Linked DNA regions of Mus musculus: all the other regions are linked to region 2. The links are chromatin loops, found by intact Hi-C in ENCODE. Cell type or tissue: left cerebral cortex. All regions are shown on one strand. Links, peaks and the distances in the headings refer to the core of each region. The heading gives the core; the rest is flanking DNA.

Region 1 (10,787 bases), core at 1,683-9,682, 250 kb before region 2:
GGAAGCCGCCCCCACATTCGCCGTCACAAGATGGGCTGACAGCTGTGTTCTAAGTGGTAAACAAATAATCTGCGCATGTGCCAAGGGTATTTCTCCACCCCATGTACTCTGCCTTCCCCGTGGCAACAACTCGGCCATGGGCTGCAGCCAATCAGGGAGTGATACGTCCTAGGCGAAGGATAACTCTCCTTAAGAGGGAAGGGGTTTCGCTTTCGTTTTTGGGCTTGGGGCTTGGGGCTTGCTTTCTTGCTCCTAAAGATGTAAAATATAGAGCTCTCGCTCTGGCGCTCTGGCGCTCTGGCGCTCTGGCTCCTAAAGATGTAAGCAATGGGGGGTTTGAGGCTTGCACGCTTGCTCCTGAAGATGTAAGCAATAAAGTTTTGCCGCAGAAGATTCTGGTTTGTGGTGTTCTTCCTGGCCGGTCGTGAGAACGCGTGTAAGAAAGGAGCTTTATGGAAAGATACTTTAAATAGAAGTCTGTAACTAGTAGGAGGGGTTGGTGTTAGCATGTTTCTGATTTGTACTGAAGACCAAGGCAGAGGACTAAAGCAGAACTCTGTGACAACCTTGCAGTTTGAAAGCAAAGGATGAGCTGGAATCAGCCAGAGGATGATGCTCTCTCACCACTCAGCTTCAGTGACTCTGTAAGGGTAGGAACATGATGAATGGAAAGAAATTCAAAGATGTGGCAGAGGAAGGATGAGATGGTGTATAGATGATGACTGAGACGAATATTCAAGAATAAACACCTTTGAAGCCACCAAATAATCCTCCTTCTCTCAAAACAGAGATTTCTAAAGTACAAGCCATCCACAGTAAGCTCTGTAGTATTTAACACCTTGACTTCTCAAAAAGCCCCTTCAACAATGTTTGTTTCTTTCTAGCTTTTTTCTCTCTCTCTTCTTTCCTCTTTTCAAGATTACATTTCAAAAGATGGTTGGAGAACACTCCAGTGATCCCATTTATAAAGTAAGTAAAGATGCTAAATCAATGCACTGGAAAGGTATTCTTTTATGAACAAATTAATCCTGTTATTTAAGAAATTGGTAGATTTGATAACAGACCCAATGGGCATTCTTTCTGAATGGTCTTTTAAATGAAATCCCCAAAGACCCAGTTCTGAGAAGTGAAGGATGTGGCTTTAGTTTTTAAATAGGGAGATTGTAGTTATGTCCTTTTCATAACTATGTCCTTCAGGCCAACTCATGGTTCTGTTAAATATTGCTTTCTGAAAGAAAATATAATGGGCATGAATAATACTTTATAATTTATAAGACTCACTAATATATCAAACTACAGTTTGATAATCTCAACAATGACTGAAGATAAACAAGTCCCCATTTTCAGATAAAGAACCTCAAGATCAGAGAGTGTGATTGACTAGCTGTCCTTGACCAACCTCTTCCAAATCATGAATCACTTTTCCCTTTAGGATTATTCTAAACTATTCATTGGCACTTTTCTACAAAATTTGAAACCCAAAAGGTGTCTAAGAAAGACATTTTGTTCCTTTTATAATGGGGAAGAAAAACAAGAAGTAAGTGAACTCTGGTTATCGAGATTGTTAACTGTATACTTACCATGCAAATACTCCATATCTTTTGGAGATAACATCAAGGTATTAAATACTCTACATTTCACAGATCATAAGAAGTGAGTAATGTCTAGAGTAAAAGGGTAGCCCTAAAAGAAAAATGAAAGAAGAAGATAAAGATGACTATGATAAAGAATCAAAGGGATGGGGAAGAGAAGGGTAGGAGAAAGAAGAAGAGAAGGAGAAAAGGAGAAAGGAAGGAAGGAAGGAAGGAAGGACGGAAGGAAGGAAGGAAGGAAGGAAGGGAAGGAGGGAGGGAGGAAGGGAGGGAGGAAGGGAGGGGGAGAGAGGGAGTGAGGATGAGAGGGAGGGAGAGAGAGAGAAGAAAGAGAACTGAGAGAAGCATGAGGTGGAGGGAAAAATGTCAGAGAAAAATTCAAACAAACCTCACCTATGGCCTCCCTTTGATCTTGTTGAAGGCAATTTGGGCTGCTGAGACAATGAATACTTTTACAATGCACGATGTTGGGAGGATAATTCTGATTTTCACAATTAGTAATGGACTGATGATGACCAAATTTACTTGAAATCAAAGTATACATACAGAACAAAACATGAATAGATGAACATTGAAAACCCGAAATGAGATCACTATCTGCTTGCAGAGGTGAAATACTTAAAGCACAGGCAAAGAACACACAGATGGAGAGATGCAGCCTGATAAAGAAGGACTCAGACGGGAGAAAGGGATAAAAGGAAAAGGGAAGCCACTGCTACTGGAGGATCCCCTTCAGTTTTACAAAAAGCTCATCTTGAACTCCTATGGTTGAGAAGGTTAATTGTTGTTATCTAAAACTTCTAGCTTATATGGCAGAAGGAGGTAGGAAGAAGCCAAGATATATGATACTTAAGACTTTGGAGAAAATGTGTGCTAGTCCTATCAAAACCAACATGAAATGTCTACCAGATCATTGGAAAGTGCTAGATATAAGTATCTCCTGATGGAGTGACCACTCAGTTGGTATTAGGAAATTCGGCTGTGATGGCTCTGTGGCTTCCTTTAAAAACACAGTCGGACCTAAGAGCATAAATATAAATTGGACAATGGGTGCTGTCCAGAGTGAGGGCTTACAACATTGTTTCTTCATATCACCTTGGAACATGCTTCCAGGAGAGACAGATAAATCTCTGTTCCTTAAAGTCTCTGGAATAAAATGGACAGTGGAGTTGCTTTGAATAGGAGGATTTCATGAATAATTGTTCAGATAACCATACATTTGGTTTCTCTAGAGTACAGAAAAAAACTTCTTGTAACTGTGGTATATCTTTTTCAATACAAATACCTCTTCACACAGCAGGCATTTAATGAAGTAAATGTGTATTGTGTATTATGCTTATGGTTTTGCTGCTTAAAGATTCCCTGTGCTAGCTAACGGACTTACTTTACTGTTTTCCTTATGTAGGCATTAAGTTAAATTTATCTACTTTTAGATCTGTTGTTTTCTTCCCTTTCATCCTTCAATAAGATTTATTGATCAAAGTATTTATCAGAAGCCCCATTAGATTTTTAAGGGTTTTTCTAAGGATAGTGAGGTTGGAAACATATGGGAAAATATTTTTGTCTCAGTCCGTGATAGCCCCCTCCACATTAAAAATGATCACCTCATTTAAACTTTTTTTTAACCATTTAGTTTCATAAAAATACAAAAAATTTAAATTACTTTATTTAATTTAGCTTTTGAAATCTTTTTTGGTAGTTTTAAAATTTCCTCACAAGTCTCTGGACTTCTTAAAAGCTAACTGTAAGAGAAATAAGCCCATAGTGTTTTCATGTTTTGAGATTGAGTCTTCGTAGTCTAGAAAGAAAATAGTCTTAATTTCTAAGATCTCTGGGACTACAGCTAGTAGGACACATTTATATGTTTATTTTCACTGGGCTTCTTCAGTTCTGTTTTTATAGAACCATACTGGAACACTTTGAAAATAGCAGGTTAGCTTTTACAGTTCTTGTCACCTCGCATAATTATTGAGATCTTTGGGTTGTTATCTGTGCGAGGACTTTTGATATTCACCCACCTCTGCTTTCCATTTAAAGGAGACCTTAGTCCTGCGACTTCAGAGAGGACAAACCCCAAGGTCCCAGCTGCCTGCCCCTTTTATCCCCTAATCTAACTCATCTCACTCACCTCCTAAGGCCACATAGCTTTTGCTGTTCTCTGTTGCATGAAGTGGCCTTTATGCTTCAGAAAATTTAAAGGTCATTTTCCTTTCTTTGAAATCTCACTGTATTTTGTTACTTACAGTGTCAGTTCCAGCAAAAGCAAACATAGAGGTGAATTGTTATTTCACTGGTGATAACCAGAGCCGTGAGGAGTGTGTCTAAAGGATTTTTTTTCAACCTGAGGTCATAGTTCCTTGGTCCCTGGCTGAGTTCGATTCTCATTTAAACTCCATAAATTATAGCCCCAGAACAGCATGGCATTTGTGGTGTGAAATGAGTGTTGTGCCATAGAAACTGCTGTATTATGGAAAACACATCTAAAAAGAAGCAAGTTCAAGAGATAGAATATAAACCTAGACAGGCATTTTGGAGTGTCCTGTTCTCCAAAACTGATTCTCAGAAAAATGGCAGGACTCTAATGCTTACTAAGGAGCCATTGTCAAGTTCCTTCTGAAACAATTCATTACATATTTATACAAAGTTGGGCCTCTTATAATAAATTTGGCAGTAGGTACTATTATAAATTCACTTATTTGTTTTTTTTTTTGACCATCATTGACCATGTGATCTTATAAAAGTGTGTAAATATTATAATGCCCGAAAATACATTTTGCAAGTCTATTAACCCTTCAACTTTTTGTGGAATTTCCTTCTATCTGTTATTTTGTGATCTTATTACATATCTCATTGCTGTCTTCCATCTATTCTCTAACACCTGCAGGTTGCTAGACATATGTAATGAATACTGATTGAATAGTATCTACATGATCTGAATTCTGATTGGCTAGTCATCTAGAAGTAGAAAGGTCACCTGAGTTGTGTTGCACTGGCCTTATTTACATTTTCTGTTGCTGTGATATAAGATGCTGAAAGAAGCAGTTTTTAGGAATGAAGGATTTAGCTGGAGGGTGGAGGGTGTCGTGTGTTGTAGTGAAGGTATCAGGGTGGCAGGAGTTTGGAGCAGCTGGTCACATTGCATCCACAGTTAGACTTTCCCATTTTTCATAAGGTCCAGGACCCAATCCCAGGGAACAGTGTTGCCCAGTATGGTAGATCTTTCTACCAGAACTAACTAATCATGATAATCCCTCACAGGCACAAGCACAGGCACCTGAAGAGATTAACCTAATCTTAGTAATTCCTTAGTAATTGGAGGCTTGTCTCTAAGATGATTCTAGATTGTATGGGCTTGACAATATTAACAATTATAGTATTTTACTCAATATTGTCCCATGATCTCTTCCTTTACCATGACAGGCTCCACTCTCCAAATACTGATCTCTAAGAGACTCTAACCAATGCCACAAACAAACAAACAAACAACAAACAAACAAAACCATATCTGCACATTCAAATTTTAGCAAATGTTTCTCCCCTAGTTCCTTTTCCAATGTTTACCTACGTAAATTATCTTATTCTTTCTAAGCATGAAGTCACAAGAAGATTTGAGCATATATATATAAAATCTCAATTTCTGTGTGGCTAGGTATGCACCAGTGTTGATGATGGAGGCTTTGGCAATGAGAAAGTATGAGTTACAGGTCCATCGAGGACATACTGTAATCACTTCTGCTGTGGGAAAACAATTTTTCATAAGAAAAGAAAGATAACGCGGAGAATCAATGACTCAATATTTTATTCTTGAAGGAAGGAAAGACAAAATATAAAGAATGAAATATTTACCGACAGGAAGTTAGGAAGTAAATACAGAAAATACAGATGGCATGACTCCAGTCCAAGAGCTCTTTGATAAGGTCTCACTGGTCTAGATGCTGAGCTCTTTGTCATCTGGATTTCTGTTATTAGCCCACATTGGCTTGACATGGCATCTCATGTGACAGAGATTATTTATTTCTCCTTGTCCCCTCTTTCTCTCCCTCATAGTCAGAGCCAGGGTCGGGTTTTGTTGTTGTTTTGTTTGTTTGTTTAACTTTTAACTGCTTACTCACTTTCTGTTTTTCTGCTTGCCACTGACTATGCTGGCTTTAGCATCCCCACTTTGTCTCTCCCCTCCCTCTTTCTTCCTCCTCCCCCTGCCCCCATGGGCACACCATTATCTCTTAACCAATCATTGTCCACAGAAACTTAAAAAAATAAAAAGAAAGAAAAAGCCCATTCCTAAGGCAAAAGTCTGAATAGCTTGCTAAAGAGGTCAGCTGGAATTTTCTATAAAAGTGATGCCATGGAAATTCAACATTTCTATATTCTACTCCTTCCTTGATGCCTCTGCCAATTTAAAAATGCCATTTAAAAAAAAAAAGCACAAATTAAAGGCTGCTTTTTTTTTCCCAGACACCAAAAGGAAAATGTAGTGGCTCACTACAGAAAAATCTCAACATCCATGTGGCATTTAGCAGCATCAATGAAGCAATGGATGACTAATATATGAAGTGCATTCTGATTGGGGGTTCCCTTTTCTTCAGTAATAAGGCAAGTGCAGTCAATAACTAGTACACTGAGCATTGCCCAGAAAGAATGTTTTCCATGAAGAAAAATTAATACTGTACATCCGCAGCAAAATACACAGGGAGAAAGACAAACCCATGGAAAGGCAGAATATGGCAAGGCCAGCCAATTATTAACTTGTGAATGGTTCTTCAAATTGGGGTTTTCAGAGATAAGTACTGGATAGGCAATGATGTGTAATTCTGGATGTGTGCACAGGCAAAGGCAGAACCTGCTGCATGTCTGCATAAGGCCATGATGTTAAGTGCAGGCAGTGGGAAGCTACGGATGGTGTTGAAATGGAAGTGACATATGGCAAGGCTGTGTTATAGAACAATCACTTGACAGCAGAGTAGCAACAGACTGGAGGAATGTCAGACAGGAGGTAGGTAGGAAGCTCAGCTTGGAGACTCTTGCAAGAAGCTAGACAAGGCAGAAGAGATAGAAAGCCTTGAGGGGAAGTCATACAGTCCAAGGGATATTTACAGCAAAAGCTTAGAGACAGTTGGGGTAGAGGCAGCAAGTGGGAAGAGTCTCAGATGGAGAGGGACAATTCTGGCTTGCTGGAAAGAGGGTGTCTGCCTTTTAATAACAAAGAAAATCCATAATTAGAAGGGGGTATGAATGAGAAATAATTGTTAAGCTTTTGGCATATTGAATGTGAATTTATTTGGAGAATTATAAGTGGAGATTTCTTTTTGTCTTTCCTTCTTTCCTTCTTTCCTTCTTTCCTTCCTTCCTTCCTTCCTTCCTTCCTTCCTTCCTTCCTTCCTTCCTTCCTTCCTCCCTCCCTCCCTCCCTTCTTTCCTTCCTTCCTTCCTTTCTTCCTTCCTTTATTCTTGTAACTTTGGTGTCAAACCCAGGATAAAGTTATAAGCCTGATACTTGTTTAAATGAGACCATGAAGAATAGGTACAATATGAAAGATCCTTTACTTTTGTGCATCTTACAACAGCTAAGCATTTATTAAGGATCCTCATGAGATACAAGATTAGGGAGACATGTGGGCACAGCTGAAAGGAAAACAGAGCCTTGTCCAAGTGCTCGTGTGTTCACTTACACATGGAATAGATGACTAAATGCTTCCTGCTAAGATTATATGATTTCTGCTAAGACTTTAGTAAACTATGGGGACTGGATATGGCAGCTATGGTAATGGAAAGCCATTTTTTAGTGTAGTTCCCCTAAGTCATGGTGGAGGGGGCAGGATGCATGGTGGCATGATTTAGAAAGTGATGCATGCGTTGATGTGTGTAGAGTGAATGTGTGAGGCTTCTGCTCAGACTTAGGGGAAGGAGGCAATCTCAGTAACATGAGCAGCATGAAAGAAGACAGAGACAGAAGAGTACACCCAAAGAAAACATGGTGTGAGCTTTGAGCACACATGGGAAGCATTGAGAACAGGCTAATGTAGACTGGGCTTAGAGCGCACTTTATTCTCTAAGCAGCACTGAGGGAATAAACTCTATGACAAAGTTACACCGGCCAGAGAGTTTTCAGTCACAAATGATCCTGGTCACTAGGAGGAATGATTGGTTACAGAGATCCCGAAACTATGAAATGTGTAGTGAAATTTAGGGTTTCACCTGACAGCTTCTGATGAGTATCCCACGAAAGAAAAAATCAGCAGCAGGAACAGAATGTTGATGTAATAGCACTGTCCAAGATGGTACTGGTTTAGTAGTCACATTGGTGAGCTACAGAAAGGTGTGTAGCTATTTAGAAATTTGGTGCTTTGAACGGTATAAAAGTCAGCTGCTTCTTGATTTCAAGTGGTAAGAAATTGGGTTTTTAAAAGACTAAGGGTGACAAAGAATCAATAAAACCTGTTCATTAATTAAAGAGCTCAGAGGGAAGATCGTGTTATTGGTAGGGGCACGCATAGCAAGAATTAAGCTAGTTGGAAAGGCGATGTCGGGTTTAAGAAGCAAAGGATGTAAAACAAGCTTGAAAACAATTCCCCAGAGGAACATTGAGCAGAGTAAATGGTACCCGTCACTGATTGCAAGCCAATGTATCAGTCTACTGGGAAGCTGAGGGAAACACATCTCCCAATTTTGTCGCCTGACCCTAAAACCAAGAATGTTTGAGAGGAAAATATAAACTTTTAGTTTTATCTAGTTGAGAAATTTTATAAAATTTTTTAATGCTTTTGAGGATTTTTGTACATGGATACTAAATTTGACATATTACCTATCTTTCTTCTAGCTCCTCCCATGCTTCCCTCAAATTCCTAATCTTCTCATTAATTATTATTGTTAACACACACACACACACACACACACACACACACACACACACACTGTCTATGTGAGTATATGTCAGATGTGTGAAGGTGTCCAGTAGAGGCCAGAAAGGGCATTCAAATCCTTGGACTTAGAATTACAGGCAGTTATGAGCTTCCCAAATATAGGTTCTGGGAACCAAACTTGGGTCTTCTGGAAAAATCAGAAACTTCCTGCTCACCTGACCCATCTCTTTAGTCCCTTGATCTCTCTCTCTCTTTCTCTCTCTCTCTCTCTCTCTCTCTCTCTCTCTCTCTCTCTCTCTCTCTGTGTGTGTGTGTGTGTGTGTGTGTGTGCGCGCGCGCACGTTCGCACATTTAAAACTCTGGACATCATAACATGAGAAAACAATGAAACACAGAAGGGTAGTGTCTAAGAGGAGGATATTTCCATGTTCCCACCTCAGATACAATGAAGGAATGAGAGGTGAGTGAGAAGCCTTATTCTCCAGAAGGAAGACTAAAAAGAACTCAGAGGAAAAAATTGAGCAAGAGCATAAAACCAATGTCAGACACCAATCATATCTTACTATTAGATGAAAGGGGGATCATTCATAGTGATCGATGCAATCTTGGAATTGCTTTGGACCACAGACCAATATGTACCTTCTTTGGGCCAGTAAAATAGTCTACTTAATAACCCTACATATATTCTAAAAAACTACTGTTAGGTGTGCACAAAGTAAGACACAGACAACTCTTTTTTTTTCTTCTTCTTTATTTATTGAATGGGGTGGTGTCATTACAAATGGCCTGGGCTGTTTACTTAGGGGTGATTATGGAATCCGAAGTGCACCCAGTTATTTTGTTTCTTCCTTTTGGAAGAAAGTGATGGCATTCCATTAGGAAAAACTACGTGATTCTCTGGAGGCCGGATGGATGACTACAGCAGAGATAGTGTTTTGTTTTTCCAGTATATCAGTTCCTGTTCTTCCTGAGCAGAAACAAGAACTCATTTCGGGGCTTCTTCTGCCATGAGATCAGCCCATAAGAATGAGTTCTGTCTAATTTATTGTGAGTATACACAGAGCTTTTCTTCCAGCTGAAGTAATTATAATACTGCCATCTCTGACCTTTCCTTCTTTCTTAACTCAGTGTGTTTTCAGACCTTGAAGCTCCAAGGCAGAGAAGAGTAATACTTTTAAGACTTTAACATTATGGTAGGTCTGTTTTCATCCTGGCTAGCAATAACTGCTTACCATTGTATTAAAGGGATGTTTATGGGATTTCTCAAGGACTATAACTCAGGATGAGCTAGCTCAGTTGATGTAACTTCCTTTTAATTTTCTCCCTTACCTTGTACAGGAAAAGTATAAATATCCATTAAGTGAATGTCACTGCTTAGGCCAACATCCAAAAGTTTAAGAAGGGGCTGGCAGTCTAGCTTAGTAGCAGACGGCTTGTATAGCAAGACCAAGGTCAGGTCTTGGCAAAGCCCCACCCGCAAGCCTTAGGAAACATTTAAGAGATATTATATATATATGCATATATCACTGATACATGACCTTCTTTGCATATTTATATATGAATACATCTGCATTTCTTGACTGTGTCAGAATCCATTTTACCTGGGTATGAGCTTTGGGCCATCCCTCAAATAAACAAAGGGCTTTTAGAAACACTGTGCAACAAAAAAAATATTAAAGATGATTTCTTTCTACACAAATAGTATGGGGTGTCTTTTTACTGATTTTTACATGCATAAATAGATTCCCCAGACTCTGTAAATTCTTCTAGCAGGCCAGAACTTTCACTTTCTTTTCAGACTTTCTGCACTTAAGAGTGATTTGAAATTAAAAGAAAATACCAAGAAATGTATGTATATGACTTAGCTAAAGTTAAATGTGGATGGTGAACAGCATGGTGCAATAAGTGGACGGCATGATCATGGGCCCACTGTCAGACTTCTTTGCCTGTGAAGTGAGTTCCTTGGCCAGGAGCAATCTGGTGTGGAAGACAGTATGGTGGATAAGGCATTCTGAAAGTCCACAGGGAGCAGTTTTGGAAGAAGCATTACATGTAGGAGGGCAAATCTATAACCTGAATAATTATCTATCCTAGTAAGGATAAAGCATTGCCCATTCCACAGAGGAAGTAGTCCAATGTTGTGAACCTGCCACCAGGTCACTGGCTGGTCACTCTGGGAAATGTTTCCATATCGTGGGCTCAATGTTGGTCTCTGCTGTTGGCAGATCTAAAACTCAGCAGCAGCTGTAGCCTGATCAGCATTGGTGAGTGGCAGTCCACACTGTCAACCTCATGTATAACCCCCATCTCTGCCATCATGACCACCTTTTCATCAG
Region 2 (10,787 bases), core at 1,001-9,000:
TGTGACAAATTCCTTTTGGTTAGGTTTACAGAGAATTAGAAACAAACCCCACAGATATCCAGTTGTGCTAGAAAGAGTGTTGCAACACGTAATAATATGCTTTCTCAAGAGACCATCAGTTCCTTTAAAAAGAACCCAAGTTCTTGGATCTGAAATAGCAAGAAACTTCACAGAGGACATCTTGGCAATTGCCCTCCATTTCACCCATCAAGGTTATAAAGAAGTAAATTTATTTGAAACATTTGGGTTTGAGAAGAGAGCATGGTATAGTAGCCCTTGGGGTAGCCCTTTTGCCCAGGGGTGCCCAGGAAACAACTTTATACCATGCCCAGGCAATCAAACACTGCATCAACCATCGTCTTTGAGGTTGTATATAATTCTTGAACTGTTGCCCAACTTTAGTGTCCTGCACCTGATACTGTTTTAGCAGTAGTGGCAAATATAAGTGTGAGAATGTGGAAACTTTCTCACAGGCTTAAAGAAGGGGCTAGGGTCAGGATCTCTGTAGGCATGTCCTAAATGAGTGATACATGAGGCCAAAGCTGCAATGGAGATATCAGAAAGATAGAGAGCGCTCAAGTACAGAAGAAAGCTGTAGGCATGACAGAAACTAGTTAGCTCAAAAGAGAATCCATGTGAGCTATACATTACAAAACTGTAGGTGCATGCCTCCTTGAAATCCTTTGGGTGTCATATCACACCACCATATGCTCTAGATATAAAGTATGAAACATAGAATTTGATTTTTGTCTGCCTGTGTTTCAGTAGTTTAATGCACCCCGGCCTTACTATTTTTTCACTCTTCCCTTTAGAAAGAAAGTGCTTACACTATATCATATCTGATGGGATTGGACTTTTAAGAAATATTAGTACTATTGGGAGTATAGTTGGTATTTTACTTTGAATTAGAAGTGTATCACTAAGGCCCATGGATCTAACATTCAGTCTGTACTGGTGCTGGTGTTTTTAGATGATATAGGATGTACCAATTAGGACATGAGTCACTGAATATAGACAGATGAGAGTTATAACCAAGCTCTGGTTTAGGTCCCATCTTCTGTTCCTGGTGCATGGTCATATAGTGAGCAAGCCATTGTCATAATCTCACCAATGCAGAGCCACATCACTATGCAATTTCAGCCATAATGGGAGCCTCTGGAAAAATAAAAGAAGAGCCCATAGGAATAGTTCCTTCCTCAGTTAGTCTGTCAGGTATATAGTCATATCAATGAGAAAAGTAATTAACATAGGGAGTTTTGAAAAATCAATACATACCCAGTAATAAAATAAAACAGTGAAGTAAAATAAAGAGTAATATGTTTTATTTGTGTTTCCCATGCTAGGTGGTCCTGTGGAAAACCTGGAAAGATCAGGGATGTGTGGCTATGGTGGCGTTTCTAAGCTGTGTACATCAAAGGCTCTAGAAATTATGACTCAAGTTCATTTCCCCCCTAAGTAACTTCAGGTTTATATGTGGTACCATTATATTTTCAAGATTTCATTAAAAGATCCCAGTGAAAGAGCATTTACTGACTCAAAAGTATAAAAGGGGATAACTGAATTACAGACAGTGAAGTGATTGTTGGAAGAATGAAGATTATAAGTAGGTTTATGAAAATGTTTAGACATACAAGAAAGTCATGGAGATGTTACTGAAAGACAGAGGTGTGGAATTGTTTAAGATCATTTGGCAAAAGAATATAGGCATGTTAGGGCAGAGATGGGAGTCGGCTTGTTCGCATCTTTTTTGTTTGTTTGTTTGTTAGATATTTTTTATTTACATTTCAAATGTTGTCTCCTTTCCTTGTTTCCCCTCTGGAAAATCCCCTATCCCTCCCCCTGCTCCCCAACCCACCCACTCCCGCTTCCTGGCCCTGGCTTTTGCCTATACTGGGGCATAGAACCTTCACAGGACAAAGGGCCGCTCCTCTCATTGATGACAGACTAGGCTATCCTCTACTACATATGAGCCTGATATAGCTGTCTCCTGAGAGGCTCTGCCAGTGCCTGACAAATACAGAAGTGGATGCTCACAGCCATCCATTGTTCTCATCTTTCTCTTGTAATGTGGTAGGGATATTTCCTTGAGGTATTTTTGGTCAAACATTAACTACAGTCAAAGACAAACACAGACAGGGGCTTGGGCCATAGAGCCTCTGTAAGTTCTTGTGTAAAGTAGCTATGTCAATGATTGACTAATAAGGATACATACTGATTCTGAGGACACTCAATGCTGGCCAGTATCAGGCCATGTGTCACTGAAGATAGGCTACTGAGAGTTATAACCGAGCTCTGCTTCAGGCCCCATCTTCTGTTCATGGTGCACGGTCATATAGTGAACAAGCCATTGTCAATAATCTCACCAATGCAGAGCCATATCACTATGCAATTTCAGCCATAATGGTACCCTCTGAAAACATGAACTCGCATGAATAGTTCCTGACAATATCAGGCCACAGGTTTGTTTCAGCTTTGAGTGCAGAGCCTTTTTTTTTTTAATAATTTAGTACAACAAAAAAGAGTAAAAAGAAGGACATTTGACATTTCAGATATAAAATAATGGTAAATTAGTGCAGCTGATTTTATATATATATTTCAAAACTTGTTAGATTTTTTTGTTGTTCCTGACTGTATCCTCAGCAGGAAATCCTGAGTGACTCTATGAATAACCTGTCCTCTCTAATGCAATAGTCCTGTCTCTAGTTCATCAGCCATGTCACCTTCAATTAAGCAGTGGCTCAGTTGGTGCAGGGACAGCCTTCATATTAGAACTGCAGAAAGGTTTCTCCTTTGTGACTTAAGTATTTTTCCAACTGTTGGAATGTTCACCAATTGCTGCTTCAGCTCCTTGGAAGGCACGGAGCTTTGTGCGTCTAGGCATTTACTGTACTAGTAATTAATGCCGTGAGCTTTGTAATTAAAAAAAAAAAAAAACTTTTTGTCTTTATACTCAGGGTGATAATGCTGCAAGTAAAAATTAATTAAAATGAGATGAATTGCCTTCAGTTAAAGGAAACAGAAAGTGAAAGGGAGGGGAGAGGGAGGAGGAACCTGAAGCATCCCTGGCCTTATTAATGATGTAAACCAGGGGGTGGGGTTCCTGTTTCTTCCTACTTTCTCTCTGTTCTATGTTATTGAGCCTGAATTAATGTAGACACAAATGATTAGTTGCTGAAGACACACAGCAAAAGGACATTTCTTGTCCATTTGGCTATGGGTCACCATCAAGACCAAAAGCAGCAACGCCCATGTGTGTGTGTGAGCCTCCCTTCAACTTCTGTGTTCTAGCCTGCTTGGGGTAATGAGCTGTGAAATTGGCTCTTATATTATTATTAATTAAATCGACCAACGTTTTTTTTTGATAGCCGTATTCTCTACAAGGTCTTGAAAAGTCCCATCACTGATCATGACAGAGCTTGAGTGAGACATTTGGACCTCTGATCCTTCTAGTCTAAAGCAGATGCTACAAGATGTGAGTTCATCGTGCCTGCATACTGATTTTTCTAAAGTTAGGCCCCAGTTTCGACTGAAGGTCACTGCCTCATTAAATTAGTGCACAATGATGACATTGTATTTTTAAAAAGAAGCAGTAGTCAATCAATATGTGGACCAGGGTCAGCCTAGGATTCATGTGATTATTTAAAGGCCATAGAAATAACAGAAAGCCCATGGCCTCTCAGATAGATAATACATGCACAGAAAAGCAAATGCGACATCACACAGAACCACTTGGAAGTTAGCATTTAGAGACTAACAGGTTCGGTGCTCTGAGAGACAGGAGTAACCTATAGGGGGATTCATTGTAGAATGAAGAAGTCAGAAATGGCTTCATAGGAAAAATGAATCAAACAGGGCTGGCAGGGAAAAGGACAGAGTAAAAGACAAAATCATTTTCTTTTAAAATATATAGTCTTTATATAATTTGGTTACTGGTCATAGAGGTGGAAACTACTATATTCAGATAGATACTTATATCATTTCTCCAGCACTCTTGTGTCTTAACAATATCTTTAAAACTGGTTCTATGGATATATTTGGTGTTCTATGGATTTTACATCCTAGAAAGCCTGCCTTTTTAAACTGCAAGGTTCAGATACCCCTCTGTTACATTTTCAACCGTTAAAATTTTCCAACAACTGATGGGATGGGAGCTATTTCATGTTTCACAGTTCAAAGTTAGGGATCAGGTCTTGGTACGTGAACTGAGCAAATCTGGAGAAACATACAAAGAAGTAACAATTTTCAGTCTGGATTTTGATTGTAGTAGAAGAGAGGCGGGGGAGCTTCAAACGATCTCTGAAAAGCTAAAATTAGTATTTCACATTCCACGGCTAGTCCATATTTGGGGGGCCATTTCACTAGCATCACCGGGTAGCAGTTTTCCAAGAAGCCAGTAGTGAGTGTGACCATATGACGCTTCCTTCTCCTTCTGTTCTAAATCCCACAGACTGCAAAATTAGATTCCCTAGATTTAACGACGACGTTGGCATTCTTTTAGTAAAGCCATCTGTACAGCAGTCTCCCCTTATCTGCGATTTTACTTCCTTTAGTTTCCATTTCAAGTGGTCAACCATAGTATATCCAGGTCACAAAGATCCCTCCCTCAATAATCATCTAGGAGTCCCCACATTTATCAGGCTGACTGGTGCAGAATTGTGATGTAACCCTTAAGTAGTAAGTAGTCCAATGCTGCATCACAGTGACTGCGTTCTACACCCCACACTGTCTCATGGAGGCACTGTATCATCTCCTAACATCACAGTGTGAGACATTTTGAGATAGTAACATTCAGCTATCTCTTATTACATTATGTCATTAAATTCTGATGTTTTTCTTATGTTGTTATATGCATGGATAGGAGGAAACACAGTAGTAAAACTAGCCTTTGGTAAACAGGAGGATTCAAGCACCCACGATGATACCCTCTCTGGGTAAGGAGACCATGTTGTTCTTGTACTAGGGCAATTTGAGTAATTCCTCTCACCTAACATATATAGACACAAATCATCACATGTTCCATACCCTCTCCAGACGAAGGGTTTACAGCATCAGTCTAGCTTTATAGAGCTACCAACGTGGTTTGCAAAGATCTTAGTTTGTCTGTACAGCACCTGCCATTTTCAAGCCAGGAAAATCAATCCTAGTTTCTGCTGGTTCAGCCTCAGAAGAGGAGAGTTTGGGAAACATTTCTTCTTCTTCTTCTTCTCTTCTTTAAGTAGTAGAGTAGATTTGCTGCCAGAGGCAAGGAATGGCTTCGTATCAGATGAGCATTGGTCTTAAACAATTGGGTTAAATGAACCTCACTGGGTTTTGATGGATGTCTAATATGCTTGTGAATGGTTGCTGAACTCAAAACTAGAGAGAATTCCCTCTCAACTGGACTGTCCTTAGCTACTTTAGTGAGAAATTAGCAAGCAAAGGAAACTGTTAAACTGCCCCCAACATGTCTACCTAATTTTGTGCTGTACGCTCATGGACTGATAAGCTTTGTAGCACAGATGATGCTAAAGTACCCAGTCGATTCTTTCTCCTTGTTACCTTTAATCATTTCTTTGAAACTTATAGCAAAGGTAGCTGCCGTTAACAAACATCTCAGAACTTGTAGTGAACTGTGAAGCCATATTTTAATTAAGAAATGATGGACAAGATTATACTTATCATATAAGAAAAGGCAGTCCTGAAGTAATGAAGCAGTGTGGAGAAAAATGAGCCAGAATAGGAGTGACAGTAAATTACCAGGTGCAGGTGACTAACAGATATCCTGTGACCTCTATGAATTCCACATTGCAGAACAATGTTAACGGATGCATGATTTATGTGCTCCTGCCCTCCTCGCTCCAGAAGGCAGAACACAGTGTTCTGTGAACAGCAAAAAATACTCCCACTGACTGGCTCACACACTCTCCCCTGAAAGGACTGGGCTTACAATCTGGCGCAGGCAAGGAAGTGCTGACTGGCCTTTGGCACCTGCACAACTCTTGGCTCACACACTGGGCCTGGCTGTTAGAAACAAACATAATAGCAGACACCTTGGAGCTGCCCCTCCAAGATATACTGCTTCAGCGCAAGCACTCTGTCTAACCATAGTTCAGTTCTTTCCTGTAGTGGATGTTGAATAGAAGCTTTTCTGGTGCCTTTATAAGTCTGTTCAAAGATTCTAAGGATTGGAGAATACAGACTCATTCATTTTTCATTTTAGCTTCTCTTGGGATATGAATGTTAGGAGCAAGAAGAAAGAATGAAAGAACATACAGAGAGAATAATTCATGAAGTGACCAAATGCTACCTATAAGATAAGAAGGAAGAACTTGGCAAAACAGAACTATGTGGAAGGTTGAGGGGGCCAGTCTGGGACGTGGGCAGCAGCCTGGGACAGTTCTTCATTCCTTCATTTGTTTACCTCCTATTTATTTACTTAAATAAGAAATGTTGCTCTGACCATTGGAAAAAAAGTTGGCACTTCAATTCAGTCATAAAGAAAGCACCACACTTGACTGCATTAGAATCCTTTTGTGAGGTCTAACTAGAAGAGAAAGAAATCTTCTCAGACACGATAACTGAGCTTAAAATCAAGGACTCTCCAAGTCATAAAATTTAGCATTTCTTTCTCCTTTGAGTTGTAGTTGTCTGACATTTAACAGAAATACAAGGACCTGATCTCACAATATTGATATTGCAAAAGTTCTGTTTTTGGTTATTCATCTCCCACCCCCACCCCACCCCCACAGAACTTTGTCATTATTTTCAATTCTGAAGTGCAATGGTCATTTTGAAATAATAATTCATAATTTTATTTTAATTTGGAGGTAAATAAAAGGTAGAATGTTGTAACTACAATATACATTGAGGAAACTTGAAGACCGCATAAAAATGACAATAATGATTCTGAGAAGCCCAGGGGCTGGGAAAATTATGTTATAATCCACCACCAAACTGGGTTGCAAACAAATAATTTTAAAAATAGACTAATATGTTGGCACAACAGATATTCTGAAATACAATTTGTGGCATGTCTTTGTACTATGCAGAACGATTGAATGACACTCAAATAGGCCAGCTTTCAAATTCTTGGACTTTTTGCTGAATTGTGTCCATATTACACATGAAGCTTGTGTCCATCAACAGAGGAATAGATAATGAAAATGTGGTGCACATATACATTGACATTTATTCAGCTATAAGGAAACATAAAACTATGAAATCTGTAGTAATGTGAGTGGATCTGGAAAGAATTACACAGGGATAGCTCAAACTCAGAAAGACAAATCCTGTTATTTTTTGTCTCACATGCAAATCCTAGATATACCTCCAAGGAGACCATGAAGGTAGGAAGAAGGTTTAGAGGAAGGGGAGTAAAGAGGATAGATAGAGAAATGCAAGATGTGAAAGGAAAACAGGCATTATCAGGGATAGAAAGCTGCAAGACTGGGGGGTGGGGGGACGACTGGGGAGAAGCACAGGGGAGGGTGTGAGAGGAGATCAACACAAACAGCACAAACACACCATAATAAAACTTATTGCCTTAAATATTAGTAGAACCAAGCAACTAAAATAAAATAAATCATACCAACACAGAAAAGAATAACTGGAAGGAGAAGAGACGTAAAGGGACGGATGGAAGGGATGAGGAGAGCAAGGAAGGGGGAGAGAGTGAGGAACCTGCCTCTCAATGAGATCAGCACCAAATACATTATGAGAAAAGAAGATGTCTATAAGATACATTCCACATGCCACTTGACTCTTGAATTTTGTGGTATTTCATGAAGTTACTAACATAATTACTGTAAATAGATCAAAGCAAGACCTTATATAGCTACACTGTACAAAAATAAAAATAAAAACCAAAAAACAGTTTCCCAGCAGGGTCTCTCTGACTTCTGTATCCTATTGTTAGAGTGTGACTTAAATAAAGACTGGAGGGTGAGTTTTGTCTGGGTATCTTAACCTACATAGGAGACTGGACTAACAGGAGTCTTACCTTCAGATTCTAGATCTCTCTCTCTTTGTTTTGTTTTGTTTTTGTTTTTGTTTTTGGGTTTTTTTTTTTGAGACAGGGTTTCTCTGTATAGCCCTGGCTGTCCTGGAACTCACTTTGTAGACCAGGCTGGCCTCGAACTCAGAAATCTGCCTGCCTCTGCCTCCCAAGTGCTGGGATTAAAGGCGTGCGCCACCACTGCTCGCCCTAGATCTCATTTCTAAACTCCACTCTTCCATACAGGTCTTGTTCACACACGTGAAAACTTCTAGAATGTGCTCAGTCAGGGTTGTTGTGACTTGTTTTACTAAAACAGGTAGTGAGTCTGCACACTGCAGGCATGTCCTTACTTTATCTTGATTGTCATCCCAAAGCAACAGGCAACATTCAGTGCAGGTAGCCTCTTGGACTACTAACATGAAATAAATAAAGAATAAATTGCTTTTTCATGAGACACTTTTAATCATTCTGGTTTTTATGTACTTTATATTTCTACACTTGATCTTAGCCAAAGGGCAGAGAAGCATTGTACTTTATATTTCTAAGGGCATATTTCATTCAGAATTTCATGTTTGAAAATATTTATTATTTTAAATAGACTGTGTATTGTCCTTAAAATGCACAAACCCAAAAGGACCCAATTTATACTTGTCAGAAGGTGACGTAAGGGATTCATTTCTAGTCCAATAGTGTATAGTATAAAGGCTAAACTACCTTGTTTTCAATTTCACTGTTTTGTTTTGTTTTGTTTTGTTTTTCACAATAAAAGGCAAGGACACAGTAACCGAGAAGAAAAGAATTCCATGGGTTCAGCCTACCCATGCCCTTCATCTTGACTGTCACTCACCCATTACCTAGATTTACTTTTTAAATGTAAGCCCAGGCTGAAGTCCAAGACAGTAGAGATGATAAAGGGGGCAAAATGAAATGTTTAGAATATCAGGCACAAGACCAGCACAAGTTCAAAGCAGGCCAAACCCCACCAAGGTGACAGGGAAGTGTTCACAAATTTCCACCCATAACTAAGAAGTCCTTTGCAATAGGTAGCTGCAGGGAGAGGGAAAAATCAATTTTCTCCAATGGAGTGACATAGGGTATATCAACCACACTCTAGGGCAATTCTCACAGTCAGGAAGAGTTGGTCAACACAAAATGTACACTCCGTGGTTTTTGTACACTTTTTTGTGTTTTTGGTTGAGTGGGGGTTGTTTGTTTTGTTATGTCTTGCTTTTTTTTTTCTTTTATAATGTGTGTCCTTTTTCTTTGTTCTCGGTGAAGAGGAGACAGAGAGGACATGGATTTGGGTGTGTAGGGACGATCTGGGATGAGCTGGAAAGGGGAAAATAAATATGATCTGCATGTATTGTATGAAAGAATTTAAAAATTAAAAAAAAATGTTTTATGAAGTCTAGAGAGAGATAGGATGAGAATGTTCTGGGGAAGGTAAGAGGAGGGGATACAATCATGATGTTTGTATAAAATTAAAGGACACATGTAAACAGTGTTCAAAAAAATAATGTTGACAGTGACTGAGGGAGAGAACTGTCATCAACCTCTGACCACCACATGTACTTATATAAGACTTGCATGTATGTGTACACACACACATATGCACACACACCACATACACACATACATCACACATGCACACACACACATATGCACACACACACACACATACACACACACACACACACACACACACACACACACTTTCTTCAGAACTATAAGCAAAGATGAACCATGACTGTTACTGTTTGTCATGCAGTGCATACAGTTTTGGATTCTTTACATTAATTCCAAAAAAAGTTCATAATTTGGAAAGAGCCAGCTGTTTAAAGGACTTCATTTTGAATGGAGACAGAGTAATTCTGTATTTCCCAGGCTGGCCTGGCACTTGAACTCCTGTGGTCTCTCTCTCCTAAATGTGAGATTGACAGGTATGCACCATCCACTCAATATTCTTCTTTAGAGAGATTCATAGAAGATGAATGTGACCCTCATATCAATACTAAGAGCAATGCATGCAGAGTATGAATTGGACCTTCCTTTTATTTTTAATATGTGTAATTCTTTACTAAATGATGGGGGAAATATATATGTATGCATATGTTTATAAATGCAACCTGATGAAAAAATTTAGTATTGCCCATTCATTTTTTAGGGCTGAAAACTTAGGACTCATACATTAAGATTACCAATTCCCACTCTTTTTTTTTCTTTTTTCTTTTTTTTTTATTAGATTTTTTTTATTTACATTTCAAATGCTATCCTGAAAGTTCCCTATACCCTCCTCCCACCCTGCTCCCCTACCCACCCACTCCCACTTCTTGGCCCTGGTGTTCCCCTGTACTGGGGCATATAAAGTTTGCAAGACCAAGGGGCCTCTCTTCCCAATGATGGCTGACTAGGTCATCTTCTGATACATATGCAGCTAGAGACATGAGCTCTGAGGGTACTGGTTAGTTCATATTGTTGTTCCACCTATAGGGTCGCAAAGCAAGCATTGGTTGCCTGCAGCTTTTCTTCTAGGGTGAATTCTCCAAATCACGTTGGACTATCAATAAGTGTTGTTGAATTTTCCTTCTCACTCAGGCTACCATATTACCAAGATTTCCTGGGTACAGTGCTCCTTTCATGCATATTACATTGTATTGAGACAGATTTCCCATCCTTCTGCCATCTCTTTTGCAGTGTTTTCTGAACTTCAAATGTAAGGCTTGCATTATAGTTCTACCAGCTGAGGCCAGGCACCCCACAATTAACTGTTATCTGCATTTTCACCAGTATGGCCTTTGAGAATGGTCTCCGT
Region 3 (10,787 bases), core at 891-8,890, 190 kb before region 2:
ACAAAGGTGCTGACAAGAGCTGATTCCTTCCACTGTTCCAGGGTCCAGGAGACAGAATATTTAGAAAGAAAAAAAAAAAAAAAACCAAGGGACTGGGAGGGTTTAGAATTGTTTTCTTTGCATTATTTCTGTTCAAAGCCTGTCACAAGCCATTTTTGACAGAACATAGAACATTCACATCATTTTCTTATAACAATCATGAATTAGTTCATTCCAATTATAATTTTTCCAAAATTATTCCTAGTGGAAAAAATAAAGTAGTTGCCAGCAAATATTAAATATAGCTAGGGGAGGTAGACACTTTCTGCAGTTCTACATAGGTTGGAGAATTCTAGAGAGGTAAATAAGGTTGTGAAGGATTTGGGAGTAAGGAGAACATCACAAAACAAAGCATGGAACTGATACATTTGACTTAAAATTTCTCCTGTGAGTCTTTTCTGGGCCGAGCAAATCAATGACTATTCAAGAATAAAACAGGACATAAAGAAGTTGAAAATGGCAAGAAATAACAATATTAATCATTAACAATAACACTGGGCTAGTTGACATCACATTAAACTGTTTACAAACCAGCAGTGTCTTTGCCTTCTTTGGTCCCTACCATAACTCTGTTGTTAAAGACTACCTTGTGCCATTCATTGGGCAACTGAGGCTCTGGACCAATGCCAGAAAGCTAAAGAGCAAATTGATTACGTTGATAATGGGTTCAACTGATTGTTTTGGGAAGACTTATGGAGAGTGTTGCTATTTCAAACTCCATTATCACCGACATGTAGAATGCTACCTTATGGACTAAACTAAACAGTAGCCCAGAAGCTCACCAGGGATCAGAAAGCCTGGGTATATGGGCAGTTATTTTAAGCACAGAGTTCGAAAGGGCAACAATTGTGGAGAGCCTCTGGGAACTTGGTTTACTAAAGTTCATTTTCCCTTTTCTATGCTCTGTTCAGTTTCAATATTATACTGTAAAGAATTTGGTATTTGGGTTTTGAGGCACTTTCCCAAATAATGGTGATAATATTCATGTCTATAGCCAGGAAAGCATAAGCAATTTTTCAGTGGAAAATGGATCTGTTACCCAAGTCTTTTTGCTGCCTGAATTAAGTTTGTCCATGATGAAGTGGGATTTCTCCCTCTCCCCCATCCTCTTTTTGAAAGTCCAAAGCAGGGTACAGGGGTGTGTGAGAGAGGGAGCACACCATCTCTGCTTCAACACATGAATATCAAATGGGGGTGCATCTCTAATTAATCTTGAGCTAAATGTAAAGTTAGACATGGAGGGGCCTAGGGCCCCCCACCTGTTTGTTCAGAGCCCTAGGCATGTTATGGAGAAAATGTCGAAGATTCCTCTTCTCACGCTTCTGTGCCCTGCCGTGATGTTTTATTCAAAGCACCACCACGTCCTTAGGAAACAAACACTGCCTATCAAAATCTTGCCCACCTGGCCTCCCAGTCTCACACATAAACATGCACAACACCTGTGTTTAGGAGAGTTGATCAATTCTCACAAAAGGCAGTCTCCTGGTAACACGCTGTGGGGCCGGAGCACTCGCGCAAATGATTTGTGAGGCAGCCTGACCCTCTGCAACTGCATTTGTATCCATCTCACTGTGCTGTGGTTATACAACATGATGTGTGTACTGACCCTTCTAGCTAGAGACAATTTTAACGTGTACTGGAGCTCTGGGCTCATATTGGGAGAAGATTTCGCTGTGGGAAGAGTATGGGATAGAGAACTCTGCAAAGAGATGCCTCCGGGATAGGTCAGAATCAGTAGACCTCTGGGAAGCAGTACCGGGAGCTTCTCTTGCTAGAGTCAGCCTCAGCTCTCTATTAGGTCCTGCCCAGTGATCCGTAGGGTAGCAGCCTTCCAACCTTAGGTAGCAACTGGAACTCTACAGAACATGAAGTAGAGTTTATGTGTATGGGCTGAGATAGGGGACAGGACGTAGAGGCAGCTACTTTGACATTCTCTGCCAATCATCTGGGTCTTGTAAAAGACACCGAAGGAGTTGGGGGTTTAGGGAGTCGGAGATTGGGAATCCGGGGAGAGGAAGTCTAAGAAGTCAGGCATTGGTGCAGAAGGCCTGTTTTGTCTTCCTCATTTCAGGAGACCGAAGGCGCTTGAAAGAACGGCTTCCTCATAAGTCACCAACTGAATAAGAGATTCACACTACAGCAGCTAGCAGCAGTCTTGTGTTTTTCTCAATTCCAGCAGCTCCAGATGGACCGAGAACCAAGCCTGGTTGCTGTCCAGAATATTCTTTATTTTCAGCCCATGTCTCTTTCTTTACAACCCATGGAGAAAGGGCAAGCCACCCCATCTGTCCAGTACTCTATTTCCTCTTACTGAGGCCTCAGGAAGAGGCTACAATTCTCTGGAAAATATCAGGCTTGAGAGATGTGGCTGCTGAGAGCAGTTGGCTTTCATGAGTCAAACTTCCCCGTACTGGTCACACTTGCAGCTATAGATAGTTCCTAAGTTTAGAAGTCTTCCCATAGCTTGCATGATAAGAGAATGAACAACTTATAGCATCTTCGTCTCCAAACAGAGTCAGGGCTACTTATAACTACCATGCTTTCCTAGCTTTTTGCTAGTGCTTTCTTCTGTTAATTATATACCCATCACTTTGTCTTCATAGTGAAATACCCCAAGTGGCTCAACTTCAAACTAGACTTTTAGCTGTTTGCCCTAATGATTAGAGGCTGACAGAAAATAATAGCAGCCTTTTCCCTTGTCATGAAAACTAAATGTATGCTCAGAGTAGCCAAAGCTTAGGCTTCAAAGAAAATCTCCTCCGACATATTTAATATATATACAGTATTATCAAAGAAATGTTACAGAATGCAATACTCAGACAGCCCTTCTATACTTTTACATGAGGTTGTATACCATGAGGCTCTGCCTTATGCTGGCCCCTCTGACAGCTTTCAGAGTCAGAGCAGGTTTCAGCTATAAGCCAGCTGGTGCCATCCATTTAAGAGAAAACAGCTATCTAAATGAGCAAGATTCTAATCAGTAAATCTAATTACAAAGTAGAGTAAATTATTATAAATGTTGCTTAAAGTGTCTTAAAGCATTGTAAAAAAGAAAAATTGTCAACCAAACAGGAATATGCTGTGCTGATGACATTATTTGAGATCAGGACATTCACATTTGTAAATGTCATGTTTTATGGCTATTCCTGACACGTGGATCCAGCATTCACACATTTAAAACTTTTATATCCTCTGTCCTTCATCCAACTAGATATTAAAGTGGCTCAAAATATATCATAGTTCATAGATCCTCATGGGGCTCAGAGGAGCAGTTCACTTGCACTAAAGTCACAAGAACTTTAAAGAGCACCACTGATGTGCTAAGGGGGTGAGAGAAGGAACAGGGGTAAGAGAACAGAGATGCCACATTTCCCATGGATCCATATATTTTCCAAATAGACTTCTATCTTCTCTCATTTAACACCCTCTATTAAAATGTTTCAAATGTCTCACATTGTCCAAAGCAATGCATAAGGAAAGATAAACACATTAACATTTTATCTTTGGCTCCCAAGCTAGCTGTCTGCTTGGACATTTCTTACATTGGTCTTGTTTGTTCTCTGTGAATTATGGACCCTGTCCTTTGGTCCATCTGCTTCCTGGAAGGATTAATGTGTGGGCTGCTAACTTTGACGGCACTTTCAAATTGCTATTCTCAATTTATCATCTAATAATATGTGCCTGGGGGCTGAAGTAAAGCCTCTTGTCCCTTGCGGATATCCATACAATTTTCTATATTTTCTAGTCTCTTGGCGGGAGCTTTAGGTCACAAACTTGGGTTCTGGCCAGTACAGTGTTGGGGAAAGTGAGGCAAGTGACTATGAAAAGTGAATGCACTACTGTAGCTCTGTCCTTGCTTGTCATCCAGTTGTGATATGTGCATGTTCCAGGTGGCAGAGCTGCTACCCCATCAAGTGTTGACTGGCCTGGCCTGGCCTGGACTTCACAAGCCATGAAAACTCAATGGTATCTACAATGGCAGCTGCCAGTAATGACTCTGACAGAAATGTCATTAAAAAGGAAACTGTACAACTTTTATGTAAGAGCACATTTGCCTGAAAATTGGAGACTGGAGTTGATGTTTTCTAAATCTCCCTATGTTCTAAGATAATGACCATTGTATGAAATCTGTCTTCATTCACTGGAGACATTGATGGGCACGTTGCTAATGAAAATACAACTCACCTTCTAGTCTCTTTATCCATTTTTATGTTATGATGTATTGTAGTTCCCAGGCAATGTTTAGCATCATGTATAAGAGACATATGCATTTATCCTCTGCTCTAAGGACTGAAGATACAATTCAAAAGACCTTGCTGCCTTGGCCTAATTCAGTATGTCACTTTTGTCTTTGCTATTTGTCACACGTTTCTCTCCTACACAACTGTCCTGACTATCTGTATTTTTCTTTTTCAGGACCTTGAAGGACACATTTTCAGATCCTTGATCATGTCAGACAAGTACCCTAGAAATTTGACATCCTCACATTTGAGTTTAATAATTGTGGTGTATGATATGAATGCAAGTTCTCTTTAAAAATCCAGGCCAAGACAGTATAAAATATTATTTGAATAAGAAAGATAGCATTTCTCATCAAGGGAGTCACAACCTATATTTGCACCTATGGAGATTATGAAACTGCCTGAGATATTCCTAGAAACTGCCTGAGGGAACACTTTACTGAGCATGTTTTTTTCTTTTCTCCAGTAGTCTAACCAAGCTCCTCTTCAACTTAGCTGGTAAACACTGCAGCTGCAGGGGGGTGGGGGAGGGAGAGTCGCACGTTATATTTTTGGCTTTCCTTGGCTTCTTTTGTACCTGCAGGATTTTATTCCTCTCTCTGTGTCCCCACTAAGAGAGAACAGAGCCTCAGGAATTATTTAAAGAAAGTATGTTATGTAACCAATGCAGAGCCTCAGGCCCTCTGCACTGATCTTCCCTCTGAAGAGTCAAAATTTACCAGAACAAATAAGGTTTCTACATGGTTTGTATATATTTATCTTTCCCATAGTGAAACAGTTCTACCTGGAGCATTTTGCAGTTCTTCTTACCACATAATCATTTCTTCATTTAAAACAGGAAACAGAATATATTTAAAAGGAAGTTCACAGAATATATTTCTGTATTTCTAGAATGGGAGTTATTTTTTAAGACCAACTAGGGAACCTTTCTGGATAATAGGAGGGGACAGACTGATAATTTGTGGCTCGGAATAGAAATTAAGACTTGACCCACATAAGCACACAGCATTATCTATGGGAGACTCTATTTACCAAGAATGAGACAAGAGAAGACCTAGATTCTGAGCCTCTAATTCCTCTGACTTAGTAGGGCTGCTTTTGTTGAAAACCCTTTTCAAACTCCAGGATATTTGTCTTTTAGAAGAATATGAATAGCAGATGGTAATACTTTAGAATCTAGGATAAATCATTTAGAGAAAGTATAATGGTTGTATGTGTGTAATAACAAATTTCTGTTTATAGTTACTTATTAAGTTAGCATACAGAGCAGTGGGTTCTATTACCATACTTTTTTTTTTATACATGTGTGCCAGGATATTTTGCTTTTTATCTTTACTTTCTTCCATCTCCTAACCCATTGACTCCTGAGCCCTACTTCTGCCTCACTGTTGCTGGTCCCCTTTATCCCTCCAAACAGTTCTGGTCTCAGGTCACATGTATTCTGTTACTCTTTTTCATATCCTCCTTTAAGAGAGCAAAATCCAGTTCACAGTGATTGGAACCACGCCCCAGCAGAAAGTCCTAAGTTTATAAGAGGAGAAAATGGAATGGAGCAGAAAAGGAAATGAATAAACAAACAGATACATAGATAAATGGATAGATAGGTGAATGGAAAGATAGACAGACAGACAGACAAACAGACAGGGCAATTTAGGGAAGGAAAGAGCTTTATTTCAGCTTACACTTAGAGGTCACAGTTCACCATTGCTGGAAAGTTAAAGAGGGGCTTTAGGGAGTCGTTTCATAGTCACATTCAAGAGCCGAGAGAAATGAGTGGATAACTGGCCATTTGGTTGCTCGATTGCTTGTGCCCAGTGTGATTTCTCCATTCCTATATAGTTCTGGACCCACAGTCCAGGAAATAGCACTACACAAAGTGGGCTGGGCACTTAATTAAGACACCTCCGTTAGACATGCCCACAGATGACCTCTATGTTGACAGTCACTCATTAGGCCTCTCTCAGAGATGATTCTATGTTGTATGGCATTTACAAAGCTCACCAGCAAAACACACTCACACACATACACACACAGGAGTGGGGGGGGGGAAGAGTGCATGAGAAAAAATACTTTGTATTTGTTTTGCTGAGTCTGACTTATTTTTCTTAAAATAAAGATTTCTATTTACACCATTTTCCCACAAAAGCCATAATTGTCTTGTTATAAATTTTTATTATGGATGAATAATGGGGAGATTTATATGTGCACCATTGTAGGAGGAATGGAAGGCCTAGATGCCAGGGCAGTGGTTGCTTCTACATAAATGTCAGTTAACTGCCAATAGGGCCTTGCAACTGCAAAGGCAACTTCTACATAAGGGCCAAACTGAAGCCTGATTGAGAGCCCAGAGATTGGTGACCCAGAAAATGACAGCTAATCAGAAATTGCTACTTGGAGGACACACTTTTATGGGACCAATGGGACACAGGTAGAGGGTATAAAAAAATACTCTTTGAGAGTTAACAAAGGAGCTTGCTGCCACATTCTCACCAGTTCTGGGTGTCTGAGCCATCCATGACTTCTCAACCAATGCCCCCTCTGAGCAGGAGGAAGACTTAGGCAACACACCACATATATCATGGATTAGTATATATGTGTGTGTGTGTGTGTATGTGTATATATATATATACACATACACACCTAATTTTCTTTATCCATTGATCTGTGGATGGGTAGCTAGGCTAGTACATTTTCTTGCTTTTATGAAAAGTAATAAACATGGCTATTCAAGTATGGCTCCAGTGTGCTGATTTAGTCCCTTGGGTATATATCTTGAGTGGAATAGCTGTGCAATATGTTAGTTCTGTCTCATAGTTTGGGAGAACCACCACCATACTGATTTCCACAGTGGTTGCAGCAGTTTCTGCTAATGCTTGAAGTGTGCAAAGGTTCCACTTTCTTTAAATGGAAAAGGGCAACCCATTCAACAAATTGTATTAGGAAAACTGAATACCCACATGTAGAAGACTGAACGAGATACTTTTCTTTCACAAAAAAAAATCAATTCAGAATGGGTCAAAGTCCTTAATGTAAGGCCTGAAACTTTAAAACTGCTGGAGGACAGCATGGGTAGCTAACTTATCAACATATACATAGACAAGGTCTATGGCAAAGGACTACACAAAATGGCATCAGGAAATGACAGATGGAATTGCATAATCCTGAAAACCTTCTCCAAAGCAAATGAAGCAATCATCAAGTTGAGAAGTTAGAATAAGAAAACTGATGTTTACCTAATGTGCTGGTTAAGCTTATGTCAGCTTGACAGCCACAAACTGAGTCTGGAAGGAGGGAAACTAGATGGAGAAAATGCCTCAATAAAAAAACAGATGAAGGGCATTTTCTTAATTACTGATCACTCAGGGAGGACCCAGTCCATTGCAGGTAGCAGTATCTATGGGCTGGTGGTCCTGGTCTCTATATGAAAGCAGACTGAGAAAACAATGAGGAGCAAGCCAGTAAGCAACACCCCTCCATGGCCTCTGCATCAGCTCCTGCCTTTAGGTCCCTGCCCTGTTTGAGTTCCTGTTCTGACTTCCTTTGATGAACAGGGATATGGAAGTGTAAATCAAAGAAACTCTTTCTTCCCAAACTTGCTTTTTGTACATGGTGTTTTGACACAGCAATAGAAACCCTAACTAAAACAACCACTATGTGTCAGATAGTGGACTAAGCCATAGAATATATAAAGATCTGCAAAGATTAAATACTGTTACTCCCAATCACTTAATCACAATGGGCCATTGAACTTGAACATACCAGATGGGTTCTTAAAAGACGAAAAACAAATGAACAATAAATTTCTGAAAAAGTGTTTAGCATCCTTAGCCATTAGGGAGATGCAAATTAAAACTGCTTTGAAATTGTGTTCCACTCCTTTCAGAAAAGCAATCAGCAGGAATATATGTTTTGGTAATTTTTTCCCAAAGGCACAAAAAGAAAACAAAATTGGTATGATTATGTGGTGGTATGATTGACTTTTATGTGGGGTTCATAGACTATGTCCCTTGATTGTGCAGTCATACTTGGCCTAGCATATGTAATAATAATAATCATACCTGGGAACTTAGAGACTAAACACACACACACATACACACACACACAGAGGGGGAAGGAGGAAGGAGGGAGGGGGAAGGGGAGAGAGAAGAGGGGACAGGGGAGAGGGAGACAGAGAAGAGACAGAGACAGAGAGGAGAGAGATACAAGAGACACATAGAGAGACACAGAGAGATTTCGATATGATTAGTTTTTACAGTAGCACAAACTCAATCTATTGAGAAGAAAAGTTTAGAAATTAGCTAACATTGAACTAGGCCTCAGGGTCCTGTGGTTGTTTACTAATATATATTCATAAATATAAGAAGGGTCTAGCATAAAGACTGTGAGTGTGGTAAATGTTCTACATACAGGAATAACTGACACATGTGAAGCAAGCAGACCATCTCCTTAAATATATGCTTACAATGTATAATTTAATGATTAGACACTGTGTTTTAGAACTGGTCTTAAATTCTGGATTCCTATTTTATTAAAGCACTTAACCTTCATTTTGAGGCAGGTAAGCATAGAAATAGTTTTGCAACCTGGGACTCTACATGGTTTGGGCTATACACCCACCCTCTCTCCTAACGATGTACCTGGAAACCTAGGACCCTTACCTGTATTGAGATGCATGCATGTTCCCCTTCAAGCAAAGGGAAAATCTACATGGCTACATTCAAAATAAGCCAAACTGTCCTCTCAGTGAACGTTTAGGGTGAAATCTCTATTTACCATCTCATACCTATGCATAATCGGTATGCATATGATTAAAATCAGATGCGTCATGGAAATGCACAGCAGAGAAAGGTTTATGTAACCCAAGGCTGTCAACAAGACCAGAAAAATAATGCACACGTGGCTTTTAGCAACCAACTCTTCCTTTTCCTGGACCCCATTAAAGGAAGCCCTAAGCAGGAATCACTATCTGGATGAACTGTAGTTCAAGAGGCATGCTGCTCACAGAATATCTTGCACTTTCTCTTTAAATAAAACTTTTGCTGCTTTGCCATTTGTGTGTGATTTTTTTTTTAATTCTTTAATCAAGACCCCAAGCACCCAGCCTCCTAATACAGACAACCCCCTGGTAACAAATATTTGATTTTCTTACAGTCAGAATCCAAAAATTAACTTTACTACTAGCAAGATAGTCATGTAAAATCATTAGCATGTTGCCTGGTATGTAGGAAGCATCATCTAAGCTGTGGCTTCTTTGGAACAATGGCCCTGGATTAGGACTCTGAGAAAAAGGGATTTAAAACATTTTTTTTTTTTGGAACAAATGGAGGAAATAAAACCCACAAATGAATGAATCGACGAAGGTCAGAGAAATTCTCTTTGTAAATAAACATTTGAGAGGTAACGGGAGACCAAACTTTATTAGTGTTAGTTTTGGACTCCTCTGTAGAGTAGCCTGAAGCGTCTACATTGTATTTATGTCTGCACTGGGGGAATATGTTGAATGTTTTCTTTCTATTTGTAATTCATTTGCTCTCTTTTGTGCTGAGCCTGGTTCTCCTTCTTTCAAATCTGCACTGCAGTTGCTTAAGCACGTCTACTTTTAATTGAAGGCTATTCATTGGGTAAGCCTAAAGATAGTGAGGAAAAGTCAGAAAGGCAGGCAGGGCTGGGGATGGGAGGAAGGAGGTTGGGATATAAAGCAAAATGGAAGTGTTGCTCAAACGTCTCTCATTTTCTCCCTATCATAAGACTAAAGACTACGATCTTCCCTTATACTAGGCAAGGGCTTCAGTTGATTGGAAAATGACAATGAGTAATTTTTCTTCTGTACAATTAAAATACCACCCTTAGAGCAGCATTGGAATAGTTTGCATAGCATTTATTTGATGTCTTCAAGTGAGAGGAAAGAAAGAGCTACACGAGATACAGTTCCAAGGTCTTTCTTTCTTCCTTGCAGCATTTGAAAGAACCTATGTTTAAATGTATAGAGGTGTCTTCAGAGAGGCACCAGGCATAGAGAATCAGAAGTCTGTGACTACAAGCATCTTTGGGGGCTGAGAAATGGAAGGTATTGGGAAATTCTGACAATGCTATGTGTTGAATTAATTAAACCTTTGGAAATGATTAAAGTAGATGTTTTACATAAGCAAACCTACATTTGTCATTTGGAAGTCTTTTTATGGAGGGATGTTTCTTTTCCTTGTATATGCAATTAGAAGAGTCACCTGATGGTCATTCATTAGCAATTTTTTATTATTTGCATATGGGAAAAATGTATAGCGGCTAAAACCTGGCTTTTCACATTTCATCCTTCAAAGGAGATTTTCTTCCAGAAGCTATTATTTCTTCTCAGAGAGTAGGCCTAAATGCGTTAATTCTCACCTCTGTCCTGTGTTCATAGCACTGACAGTTCTCTCATTTGGTGGCCAGACTTCAGTGGCTGCATTTCATGGGCACCATCTTGAAAAGCTGGCTCATTTCCAGTGACACTGAGGTTAGGAGGAAGAC

What was found. Peaks named below come from ENCODE experiments on the same cell type or tissue, not always from the same donor. Only the 100,000 strongest peaks of a DNase experiment are listed, where the experiment ranks them.
Region 1: it touches region 2 in a loop (2.9-fold over the local background); 2 of 42 quality-filtered maps call a loop at or near these places.
Region 3: it touches region 2 in a loop (21-fold over the local background); 2 of 42 quality-filtered maps call a loop at or near these places.

The regions. Positions count from the first base shown.
Region 1 is chr16:41,992,928-42,003,714 of GRCm38, reverse strand. All of the region lies in intron 3 of Lsamp (limbic system-associated membrane protein), which reads right to left. Gm52229 reads right to left here. Exons shown (of 1, transcript XM_030249356.1): 1 at 1-10,787. Among named protein-coding and RNA genes, the nearest start is that of Gm52229, 34 kb to the right of the region's middle. In left cerebral cortex, for the core only: no CTCF peak of the experiment used is centred there; DNase peaks (open chromatin) are centred at 6,079 and 6,549; H3K27ac peaks cover 181 bases.
Region 2 is chr16:41,740,365-41,751,151 of GRCm38, reverse strand. The region is part of intron 1 of Lsamp (limbic system-associated membrane protein); the gene reads right to left. Among named protein-coding and RNA genes, the nearest start is that of Gm46551, 100 kb to the left of the region's middle. In left cerebral cortex, for the core only: no CTCF peak of the experiment used is centred there; DNase peaks (open chromatin) are centred at 4,412, 4,930 and 5,931; H3K27ac peaks cover 2,039 bases.
Region 3 is chr16:41,929,913-41,940,699 of GRCm38, reverse strand. The region is part of intron 2 of Lsamp (limbic system-associated membrane protein); the gene reads right to left. Among named protein-coding and RNA genes, the nearest start is that of Gm52229, 29 kb to the left of the region's middle. In left cerebral cortex, for the core only: no CTCF peak of the experiment used is centred there; DNase peaks (open chromatin) are centred at 2,315 and 4,830; H3K27ac peaks cover 5,222 bases.